Regions from separate parts of the Homo sapiens genome. Here region 1 is linked to region 2. Evidence: read pairs that join two places in POLR2A ChIA-PET (ENCODE). Cell type or tissue: GM12878. All regions are shown on one strand. Links, peaks and the distances in the headings refer to the core of each region. The heading gives the core; the rest is flanking DNA. Region 1 overlaps SNTB2 (syntrophin beta 2). Region 2 overlaps CYB5B (cytochrome b5 type B).

Region 1 (5,387 bases), core at 72-5,071, 240 kb after region 2:
AGAAGTTTGCCTCAGTCACGGTTAAATGTGAAGGGATAACTGAAAGGCTGGGGACAAAAAGGTACAGCTAAACATCACAGACACTCAGGTAATGGCTGAAATTATAGGTGCAGATGAGCTAAACATCAGGTGTAAACAAGGAGAATGAGTCAGGGCCCTATCAGCTTGTGTTGCTTCACTGGTCTGCTCCTAAACTAAGCAGCATTCGTTTCTCCAGACATGCAGACTGATATCCTGAAGCAATTTTCCATCCAGGTATGAAGCACAGAAGAAGAGGACAATTAACAATTTTAGAGGCACTCAAAAAAAATAATAATAATACTATTGAATTCTCATGTTTTAACCAAACTCAAAATTATTACCCTCCAAATACGAAATCTAAAATAACTATTCAAACTCTTTTTTCTGACAATCTGAGAATAATTTCTCAAACATTTTTGGTTTTTTGGTTTGCTCTGGGCTTTTTGTTTTGTTTTCTGAGAAGTATTGTTGACAATAATCTAACAAAATTAACATTCCTTTCAGCTGTACACTGTATCCAAACCTGGCTAACACCCAATGATTTAGCAACGTTACCCACCCTCAATTTTAAACACACATCTCTTTCATAAAGAATTTTAGATTTCTTCAAATGGATAAAATACCTTACTAAGCAGTATTAAAGGATTTTATGTCCCCGCCTCCCTAATCCTTTCCATTTTGCTATGTTTTTTCCTATTCAGCACCACATCAACATCACATAAATAAGTTGGCCTGCTGCTTTAAATACAGATCTACATTTAAGAGAGTTTTACAAGTTATAAGATGGCAACTTTTTGGCTTAGTGCATTCTCTCCCATTTATTGGTGTTAATGAGGAGTCCTTCTAGTTCAGTGACATTAATACTATTTCAATGCTAGCAATATACAAGGTGCTTAAATAAAAGGTAAAGAAGCCATCAAAATCCATTAAATAAGCATCTGTTCACATGTAATATTTATTATTTCAGGTGGTAACTTTTAAGCCAGGATGCTGTTTTCCTATGGCTTTCCTGAATGTTCTGCTTTCAAACCAGGCCCCTGGAGGCCCTGAAAGTGTGATGAGGAGTAATTATTTTAAAAAGCAGAGAAATGACTCGATTTGTCTGAGTTTTCAGTGACATATAAACGAATTGGCTGCAGCAACTCGGTAAAGTGTTTGGTAAAAGTTACAGAGCAGTCTTCTGCCATTACCCCACAAGAAGAAAATAATGAGGATCTCTCAACTTTATCAGTCAGGTGAGGGTAAAGTAAAAGCAAACAAAAATAGAGTCAATATACAAACATTACTTCAAGATGGATCACAGGGCCAGACTCGGTGGCTCACACCTGTAATCCCAGAAATTTGGGAAGCCAAGGCTGGAGGATGACTTGAGCTTAGGAGTTCAAGACCAGCCTGGACATTGTAGCAAGACCCCCATCTCTATTTAAAAACAAAACAAAAATAAAATAAATAAACGAAACAAAACATAGTACAATATAATGAAAACTCATGTACTCAATTTTATCACTGTTAACATTCTCAGTTTCACTAACAAAAAACCCCCATGAACCTCTCCTTGACGCCATTTATCTTCCTCCTGCTCTAGCAGTTATATCCTAAATTTGATGTATCACGAATGTGTTGTTTTTCTTGTATTTCAACCCATGGGCCTGAAAAATAAAGCATATTCCAAAAGCATTCATACCTGTAATCTGATGTGTATTCCACCCTTCTAGTGGAAGGATGGTACAGTCTGGAGGAGTAGAATGCCTGACAGAAAAATAATTTCATACTAGCGTGCTGATGCTAAGAAATAGGTATTACATTTCTGTAAAAGAAATTGATTCCCCATTTTGTCAAAATACGCCTAATATCTAAATTCCTAAACTCACTGTAAGCAAATGTGCTTGACAACAATGGCCAACACAAATAAGTATATTTATGTTAAAAATGTCCCCCTCCTTTGGGAGGCCGAGGCAGGCGGATCACGAGGTCAGGAGATTGAGACCATCCTGGCTAACACGGTGAAACCCCATCTCTACTAAAAATACAAAAAATTAGCTGGGTGTGGTGGCACGCATCTGTAGTCCTAGCTACTCAAGAGGCTGCGGCAGGAGAATCGCTTGAACCCGGGAGATGGAGGTTGCGGTGAGCTGAGATCGTGCCACTGCACTCCAGCCTGGGCGACAGAGGGAGATTCTGTCTCAAAAAAAAAAAGTCTCTGTCTTCCCAGTAATAGCATGGATCTAAAATAAAACATTTTTTAAAAGTCCCCCTTTCTCCTGATTTTTCACACTAAAAAGTGGAAGGAATTATTTGGCATCTAAGTCTTAAACTTTGGCCTTTTTTTTCAATTTTCATTAAGATTGCAAATCTTCATTATGAGAGTCTTGCCCATTCACTAAAGAACAAATGAAGACACCTCAAGGTACACAATAATCAGTGACAAAATTAACTGCAATCTAGATTGCTCAATATTTCTCTCTTTGCTAAGTGATTCATCTGCGCTTAAGAGAAAAAGATCGCCTTTTTTTTTTTTTTTTGAGGCAGTGTTTCACTCTGTTGTCCAGACCTGGAGTGCAGTGGTGCAATCATGGCTCACCAAAGCGTCCACCTCCCAGGCTCAAGTGATCCTCCCACCTCAACCTCCCAACTAGCTGGGACTACAGGCGTGAGCCACTGCGCCAGGCCAACATCGCTTTAATTAATGCTGCCTGTGTAGATTTGAAGGCGATTAGCTGCTAGTTAAAATGAAAGGTGGAAGAGCAAAAGCCGATTTATCTGCAAATCTACAACATAAAATATTTTATCTGGCACTTCACATCTTTAGCACAACAAATGAAGCTCACAATAAGGTATTGTAAATCTTGAGGTTCCATCTGAATCATCAAACTAAGATTCAATTATAGCTAAAATATTTTTAGTGTTAAAAATCATTATTATAGGCCAGGCGTGGTGGCTCACGCCTGTAATCCCAGCACTTTGGCAGGCTAAGGCGGGTGAATCACCTGAAGTCAGGAGTTCAAGACCTACCTAACCAACACGGAGAAACCCATCTCTACTAAAAATACAAAATTAGCTGGACATGGTGGCGTGCGCCTGTAATCCCAGCTACTCGGGAGGCTGAGGCAGGAGAATCACTTGAGCCTGGGAGGCAGAGGTTGCAGTGAGCCGAGATCGTGCCATTGCACTCCAGCCCGAGCAACAAGAGTGAAACTGTCTCAAAAAAAAAAAAAAAAAAACATTATTATATTCTAAATCTCTGACAATCCATGCATTTGCGTACAGTCAGTTCATATTAACTCTTCATTCTCTATTTCATATTTAGAATTGTAAAATATGAGCTGGAAGGGATCTTATTTTTAATAGGTAAGAAACATACTGCTTATAATGCTGAAATTATTTTTTGCCAAGGTCACACAAAGTTAACAGCCATCCGAAATGTTTTGCTGTATTTTTTCCCAAGAAAAATCAGGTAATTTTTGTAACTACATCCAGATGTTTGGAGATGTCTTAACAATCTCAAAGATTTCTTTTCAGACCCAAGCACAGAAGAAGTAGGAGAGGATATGAGAAATAAAGAGAATAATGGGAGGAAACATGTAAGTGGTAGAGGAATAAGAATGGACTACATCTTCCTACCAACCACACACAAACTCCTTAAAGAGAAGCAGAGGCAGAACGTGCAATGAAGACATTTCTCTTGTCAAAAATACACATGTGAAAAATAGGCCAGGCATGAGGACTCACATCTGTAATCCCAGCACTTTGGGAGGCCGAGGCTGGTGGATTGCCTGAGCTCAAGAGTTCAAGACCAGCCTGGGCGACATGGCGAAACCCTGTCTTACCAAAAGTACAAAAAACTAGCTGGGCGTGGTGGTGTAGGACTGTAGTCCCAGCTACTCAGGAGGCTGAGGCAGGAGAATCGCTTGAACCCGCGAGGTGGAGGTTGCAGTGAGCTGAGATTGCCACTGCACTCCAGCCTAGGCGACAGAGCGAGGCTCTGTTCCCCTACCCCCCAAAAAAAAAAAAAAAAAAAATCAACTCTGTTACATTGTAAAGGACAACAGAGATCAATATCAAAACATCTCTGGTGAAGAATGGTTTCCAGAATTCACTTTAGTCTTTCATTGCTGTTTTTAGCAGAATTTGTATTTGCCCAGAGCCAGTTTAATTTTTTCAATTACTTTGTGTTCATTGTAAAAAATATGTATTTTTATCCTAGAATGTAATTAATAATCTTTGAAGAGACAATACAGAATCCATAGTACTCAAAAAAATTATCTACACTACTAGTGGTTTTCTAAAATGTTGCCATCCCTTACTGCAATGAAAACAGAGCTAACAATGTAAATACTTTTACTGGCCAACAATTACAGCAAAATGAGGCAAATCAAAGACATTTAGTGTTCAGTAAAACAGATTTTGTTTCATTTGGGCAAAGATTTACTTGTAAAGATGAATATACTTTGGAGAATGCTACTTTGTTAAAACTGGTGTTTTCCAAAAGTAAAATAACATAGTAATATATCAAAAGTAAAAGCAGTAACAAAAAAGTTTGGCTAGAATAATTACAAAAGAAAAATTAATTTTTACATTACAAAACAGTTTGCAGATAATGAATACAATTATTACAAGATATTTCAGAAGTCAGTTATATTACTAATAAAATATTTAAACTATTTTTAAAAAGGGGTACAGAGCCTTGAAAATGGGCTATTTCATCAAATCTGTTTGCTGAAGTTTGAACATCACTGCTTGTTCCAGTCTTTGCTCTCTAGACATGCCTTTCCCCTCTAAACATGCCCTCCATCCTTCCCACCACCCACACCTATTCCATGTCCCACCCTTCTCTCACTTGACCCAAAATACATTCCTACTACTTGCTCACTTATTCCAAGTTCTCTCAGCATTTGTCTACCACTTATAATGTATGAAATACTTTGGATTCACTTATGTGCAGTTTATTAGTATTTACAAACCCATTTTGGGTACTTCTTAAAAGTAAAATCTTTGGGGCTTACATATTCTATTTCTCTCAGAGTGTCTAACAGAGTGTAGTTATTCAATATGAGTTGATTAATTACATACAGCTTTAGGTCCAGCATGAAAAAAAAAAATGAGGAAAAGACTGAGAGACATTAACTGGATAACCTCCAGATAGATGCAACAACACAGAATCCAAAGCACAATTTTCCTGAAAATTAAGCCAATCATAACAATAAATCCTGTCTTTAGACTTGCTAGCTTCTTAACCCAAACTGATCCACCAGAGAGGCAGTCTATTATAATGGTTAATATCAAAGGCTGTGTAGTTTGATAAATCTGAGTAACTAATCTTGCCTCTATCACCTACAAATTCTATAACCTTGCACTGACTGTTTAAT
Region 2 (5,387 bases), core at 130-5,129:
AATCTCAGCTCACCGCAACCTCTGCCACCCGGGTTCAAGCGATTCTCCTGCCTCAGCCTCCCAAGTAGCTGGGATTACAGGCATGCGCCACCATGCCCAGCTAATTTTGTATTTTTAATAGAGACGGGGTTTTTCTCCATGTTGGTCTCGAACTCCCAATCTCAGGTGATCCACCAGCCTCGGCCTCCCAAAGTGCTGGGATTAAAGGTATGAGCCACCATGCCCAGCCTCTGAAACTGTTTTACCAAATAAAGCATTACTTACTCAGAAAATTAACCATTTTGTAAAATTATATTTAGCACAGTCCTTGACTTAAATACTCAAAAAACATTTACTTAAATTAGCAAATTTAGAATTTATATTATTTAATATATCAAAATTTGTATTTTTGAAATATTAATGCTTTTTACTTTTTATAACAACCATTTCAGCAGGAATAAATTATCATTCCTATTTTAAATAAATGTTAATTCAATTGAAGTATAAAAACTGTAAGTGTTACTTCCCAGTCATAGTCACCAGCCTATGAGCTCCCTGAGGATAAGGATAACTTCTATTTTTATCTCCTAAAAGGTCTCCACCCAGTGAGTGGGTCTCACATCCCAGTATTTAAGAATGCTATTTTACAGCAAGAGTAAGACAGCCACGATTCACTTGTTATTATATCTGAAACTCTCAGGTTATTATATGTGAAACTGTTCTTTGTTGTGGAACTAAGTCATCAGTTCTGGAATTATGTCCCAATTTGTTCTATACACCTAAACTATGGATGATATTTTTTCCTTTTGACACAACCCAACTATTGTGTTGCCTTTCAGAGTAAAAGGACAATAAAACTCCTTCATAGATTACAACATTTCAGGGAATGACTGAATTTTTGACTTGCTACACAGTTCTTTCTACAAGTACTTTCACTTTCATCAGTCTCTCACCACTTATAAACAAGAGAAAGCACAACACTTTTTTAAAATATTAAGTAAAAGTTATATATTCGCTGTGGTAAATTTGGAAAAAAGAATAATCAACTAGAGTCCTGGAACAGAAATAAGTCCAGTTAACAATTTGGTGCATAAAACTTCATTTTTCCTGTGTATTCTTTCAATCATTTCAGCCATTAGTCTACAATTTTTTATTGAATCCTTACTATTTTGTGTGGTAGGCAGTGATAAATAAAAGTTTTTTGTGTTCTCACAAAGTGAATTCATGTAGTACATAATGTTTTGTAGCCTGCTTCTTTTTTTTTTTCACTGAAGCAAGTGGGGGTCAGAGTGATCAAACAAAATTCTACGGTTTAATAACTTTCACTCTAAAATATGGTCTTAATAGAGATGGCTTAGAACAAGCAAAAAGACGTCAGGGAGCTTTTGGTTTCTGTTTAGAACTCTATAGTCTCCAGATAGAGTTAGCGAAAATCAAATGGATGCAGGGCTGCCATGGGCCACTGGCAGCCCAGCTGGAGGAGTTGGAATCACTGCACTAGGCCCGAGGCTATAGCAGGGTCCTGGCCAGTCTTAGGCCAAGATAATGCCCAGGCTGAGGAGCATACGAAGGCCTCGACGAAAACCCAAAGAGCCCCGGCACCCCAGGAGAAGCCAGACCAGCTCTCAGTGAAGACAGAGGGTAGGAGCTACTGTCCAACTCCAGCGTCAGCCACTGGATGGTCCCGCCCATGTTTATCATCTGCTTCTTCTCAGATATGATCTGCCACTACATGTTCATCCTGGTACAGAGCGACAAGAAGCTCACCCAGGAGCAAGTATCTGACAGTTAAGTCCTAATTTGAAGCAGAGCCTTCAGTGAAAATGGAAATTACATTCCCAAAAAGTCTTTTTCTTGACATGAGAATATTACATCAACAACCCAGAGGATAAAAATATCACCACTTCCTCCCACTATGCTCTCAGGCATGATGAAAGGAAATATAACAAACGTCATCCCTATGATTCTTACTTGTGAATGGATCAACATTGACATACTCAGGCATTGTTGCAACCAAGGTCCTATTTCCACTGACCCTCTGTTTTTTGTTGTTGTTGTTTGTTTGTTTGTTTGTTTTGAGACGGAGTCTCACTCTGTTGCCCAGGCTGGAATGCAGTAGCACAATCTCGGCTCACTGCAACCTCTGCCTCCCAAGTTCAAGCGATTCTCCTGCCTCAGCCTCCCAGGTAGCTGGGACTACAGGTGCCTGCCACCATGCCCAGCTAATTTTTGTGTTTTTAGTAGAGACAAGGTTTCACCACGTTGGCCAGGCTGGTCTCGAACTCCTGACCTCAGGTGATTCACCCGCCTCGGCCTCCTAAAGTGCTGGGATTACAGGCATGAGCCACTGCACCCGGCCGACCCTCTGGTTTTAAGCCTATGCTGCAGCAAGTTATCAAACTACTCACATTAGATCCACCCTGAATGAGCTCTGCATCCTGGTATTTCCTCAACGTATTTGGGCTTCAGAGAATTTACTGTGATTCTAGGCCAAGATAATGGCAACTGACCAATAAGAAATGAGGCAGGAGCAGATGACCAGAGCAGCCATGGCCATGCCCACAGAAACCAGCAAAGCTTCCAAGACAAAGTAGAAAGTTCTGGAGCTGATGGGTCACCAGTGGACACCAGATGATGTCAAAGAGCTCATGGGCAAAGGCCTTCACTTTGAAGTTATGTTCAAAAAGGAGTTACAAGACCAAGTGCCATGGCTCACGCCTGTAATCCCAACACTTTGGGAGGCTGAAGAGGGCGGATCACTTGAGGCCAGGAGTTTGAGACCAGCCTGGCCAACGTGGTGAAACCCTGTCTCTACTAAAAGTACAAAAATTAGCTGGGTATGCTGGCGCTCACCTGTAATCCCAACTATTCGGGAAAACCACTTGAACCCGGGAGGCGAAGTTTTCAGTGAGCCACAATCGCACCACTGCACTCCAGCCTGGGCAATACAGTGAAGCTCTGTCACAAAAAAAATTTTTAAAAAAGCCTCTATTTTTTGAAGACCAAGTAGTAAAAATTAGCTCTGCCAGAACTTGGAGTAGTCCTTAACCTGCTAACTTGTGTTTGAGCTAGAGACTCTCAGAATTTAAAAAAAAAAAAAAAAAAAGGATAGCTAGGCACAGTGGCTCACACCTGTATTCCCAACACTTTGGGAGGCCAAGGCAGGAAGATTGCTTGAGGCCAGGAATTCAAGACCAACCTGGGCAACCAAGCAAGACCTTGTTCTCCACAAAAAAAATTTTAAAAATTAAAAAATTATCCAGGCATGGTGGCCTGTAGTCCTGGCTACTCAGGAAGCTGAATTAGGAGGATCATCCAGAAGCCAAGGAATTCGAGGCATGGCGCCACTGCACTGCAGCCTGGGCAACGGAGACCCTGTCACTAAAAAAATTAAAAATACATAAATATTAAAAAGTAAAAAATAATAATTTAAAAAGAAAGATATATGAGCCGCTGAGCATGCAGCAAGGATCATTCTTATCTGAGCCAGGTTTCCCTTTATGCCTGAAACTAGAAAAAATGCAGTGTGTGTGCTGGATGATTTACAGGGAAAGAGCCATTTAAAAAATGTTTTACATTTTCCTTCTGGTGACTCTAGAAATGAGAGGCAGAGAAAGGGGAAAACTTAAGCTAGCCAAAATATAAACATTTACCAAAAATTCAATCTTTGAAAAAGCATTATTATTTTCTGAAAGATTTCATGTAAACAAAGAAAGAAAAAGCATTATTAATTATAACTAATTATTATATGCAGTCTGACTTTTAATCACAGTAAGCTCCTATTTTGAGATCCAAGCACCCTGCATTTTTATATTTAATTGTTAGTATTTTTATAACTTTCTTTACAAAAGTAATAATTTTCATTACCAAAAATTTAGAAACTATAGATAAGCAAAATGAATCTCCCTGTATTGTTCATTCTGAGCCTACAGGATGACATGAAGAGCAAATACGTGAAAACTTCATTCACACAAACTCTTTTCAGACAGATTATCCAGGGCCAGGAAAAGTAGCAAACCTTCTATATATTTTAATACTATCCAGGGAAAATTAGTGACCCTGACATACTGCCAGATCTATTTCCCATCTAGGGAACTTTCAGGATCATCAAAGACAGGTTAAGTAATGGGAAGTTCTTGATCTAGAGTTGAGAATATTATCAAACCCACTGAAAAAAAATGAGTTTCTATACTGTATATGTCCAGTCAGTTGAACTAAAAACCCCAGATATTCTAGATAAGAGTTTACATAACTTTTTAAGAAGGCAGAGAGATCAACTGCTGGCAGACATCTAGGTGAGGGTTGCACAGGAATTTTTCTGTCTGGAATAAATGTCCAGGGAAGTGGCAGGGTACCATTTCTGTATCAACAGGTAGATGAAATTTGCATAATGAGCACTGTAATCAAGAAGAAATGACTCTTGACTACAAATTAAACCATCTCGCTTTCTCTTTAAGAAATAAATCAAAGAGAAGTAAGGACAGTCGTGGTGGCTCACGCCTATAATCCCAGCACTTTGGGAGGCTGAGGCGGGCGGATCACGAGGTCAGGAGACCGAGACCATCCTGGCCAACATGGTGAAACCCTGTCTGTACTAAAAATACAAAAAATTAGCTGGATGTGGTGGCATGTGCCTGTAAGTCCCAGCTACTCAGGAGGCTGAGGCAGGAAAATCACTTGAACGCGGGAGGCGGAGGTTGCAGTGAGCTGAGATTGTGCCACTGCACTCCAGCCTGGGCAACAGAGCAAGACTCCATCTCAAAAAAAAAAAAAAAAAAGAGAGAAGTAAAACTGGGAAATCAGAATAATATCTGTGGACTGATTAATGTCAATATCCTGGTTGTGATACCATACTAAAGTCTTGCAAAATGTTACAAATGAGAGAAGAGTACAAAGGATCTCTATCATTTCTTACAACTACATATGAATCTACAATTATCTCAATAAAAATTTCCATTAAAAAATCAAATGAAGGCCAGGCACGGCGGCGCAGGCCTGTAATCCCAGCAGTTTGGGAGGCCAAGGTGGAAGGATCGCTTGAGCCTGGGAGTTCATGACCATCCTGGACAACATAGTGAGACACTATCTCTTTAAAAAAAAAAAAATCAAATGAGATCCCCTAATATATACTAAAGAGAAATGTGTAATAGATATATGTATTTACACACACACACACACACACACACGCAACACACACGGCCATAGCAGCATTATTCATTACAGTCCCAAACTGGAAACAGCCCAAACATCTACAGCAGAGTATGTACAAAATGAGATATAATCATACAATGGAATCCTAATCTGCAATGAAAAAGAACGAACCACTGCCACATACACAACACATGAGAATGCAACATGTTGAACTGAAGAAACCAGACACAAAAGAATATATACTGTGAAATTTCCAT

The links. ChIA-PET counts read pairs that join two places held together with the same protein. Peaks named below come from ENCODE experiments on the same cell type or tissue, not always from the same donor. Only the 100,000 strongest peaks of a DNase experiment are listed, where the experiment ranks them.
Region 1: POLR2A ChIA-PET joins it to region 2 with 8 read pairs; 3 of 35 experiments call an interaction of 5 or more read pairs at or near these places.

Annotation. Positions count from the first base shown.
Region 1 is chr16:69,196,752-69,202,138 of GRCh38, reverse strand. All of the region lies in intron 1 of SNTB2 (syntrophin beta 2), which reads right to left. Among named protein-coding and RNA genes, the nearest start is that of SNTB2, 12 kb to the right of the region's middle. In GM12878, for the core only: no CTCF peak of the experiment used is centred there; no DNase peak of the experiment used is centred there.
Region 2 is chr16:69,440,524-69,445,910 of GRCh38, reverse strand. All of the region lies in intron 1 of CYB5B (cytochrome b5 type B), which reads right to left. It also overlaps the pseudogene LOC100420066. Among named protein-coding and RNA genes, the nearest start is that of CYB5B, 19 kb to the right of the region's middle. RefSeq lists enhancers at 1,408-1,667, 1,698-1,777 and a silencer at 2,124-2,406. In GM12878, for the core only: no CTCF peak of the experiment used is centred there; no DNase peak of the experiment used is centred there; H3K4me3 peaks cover 988 bases; H3K27ac peaks cover 1,683 bases.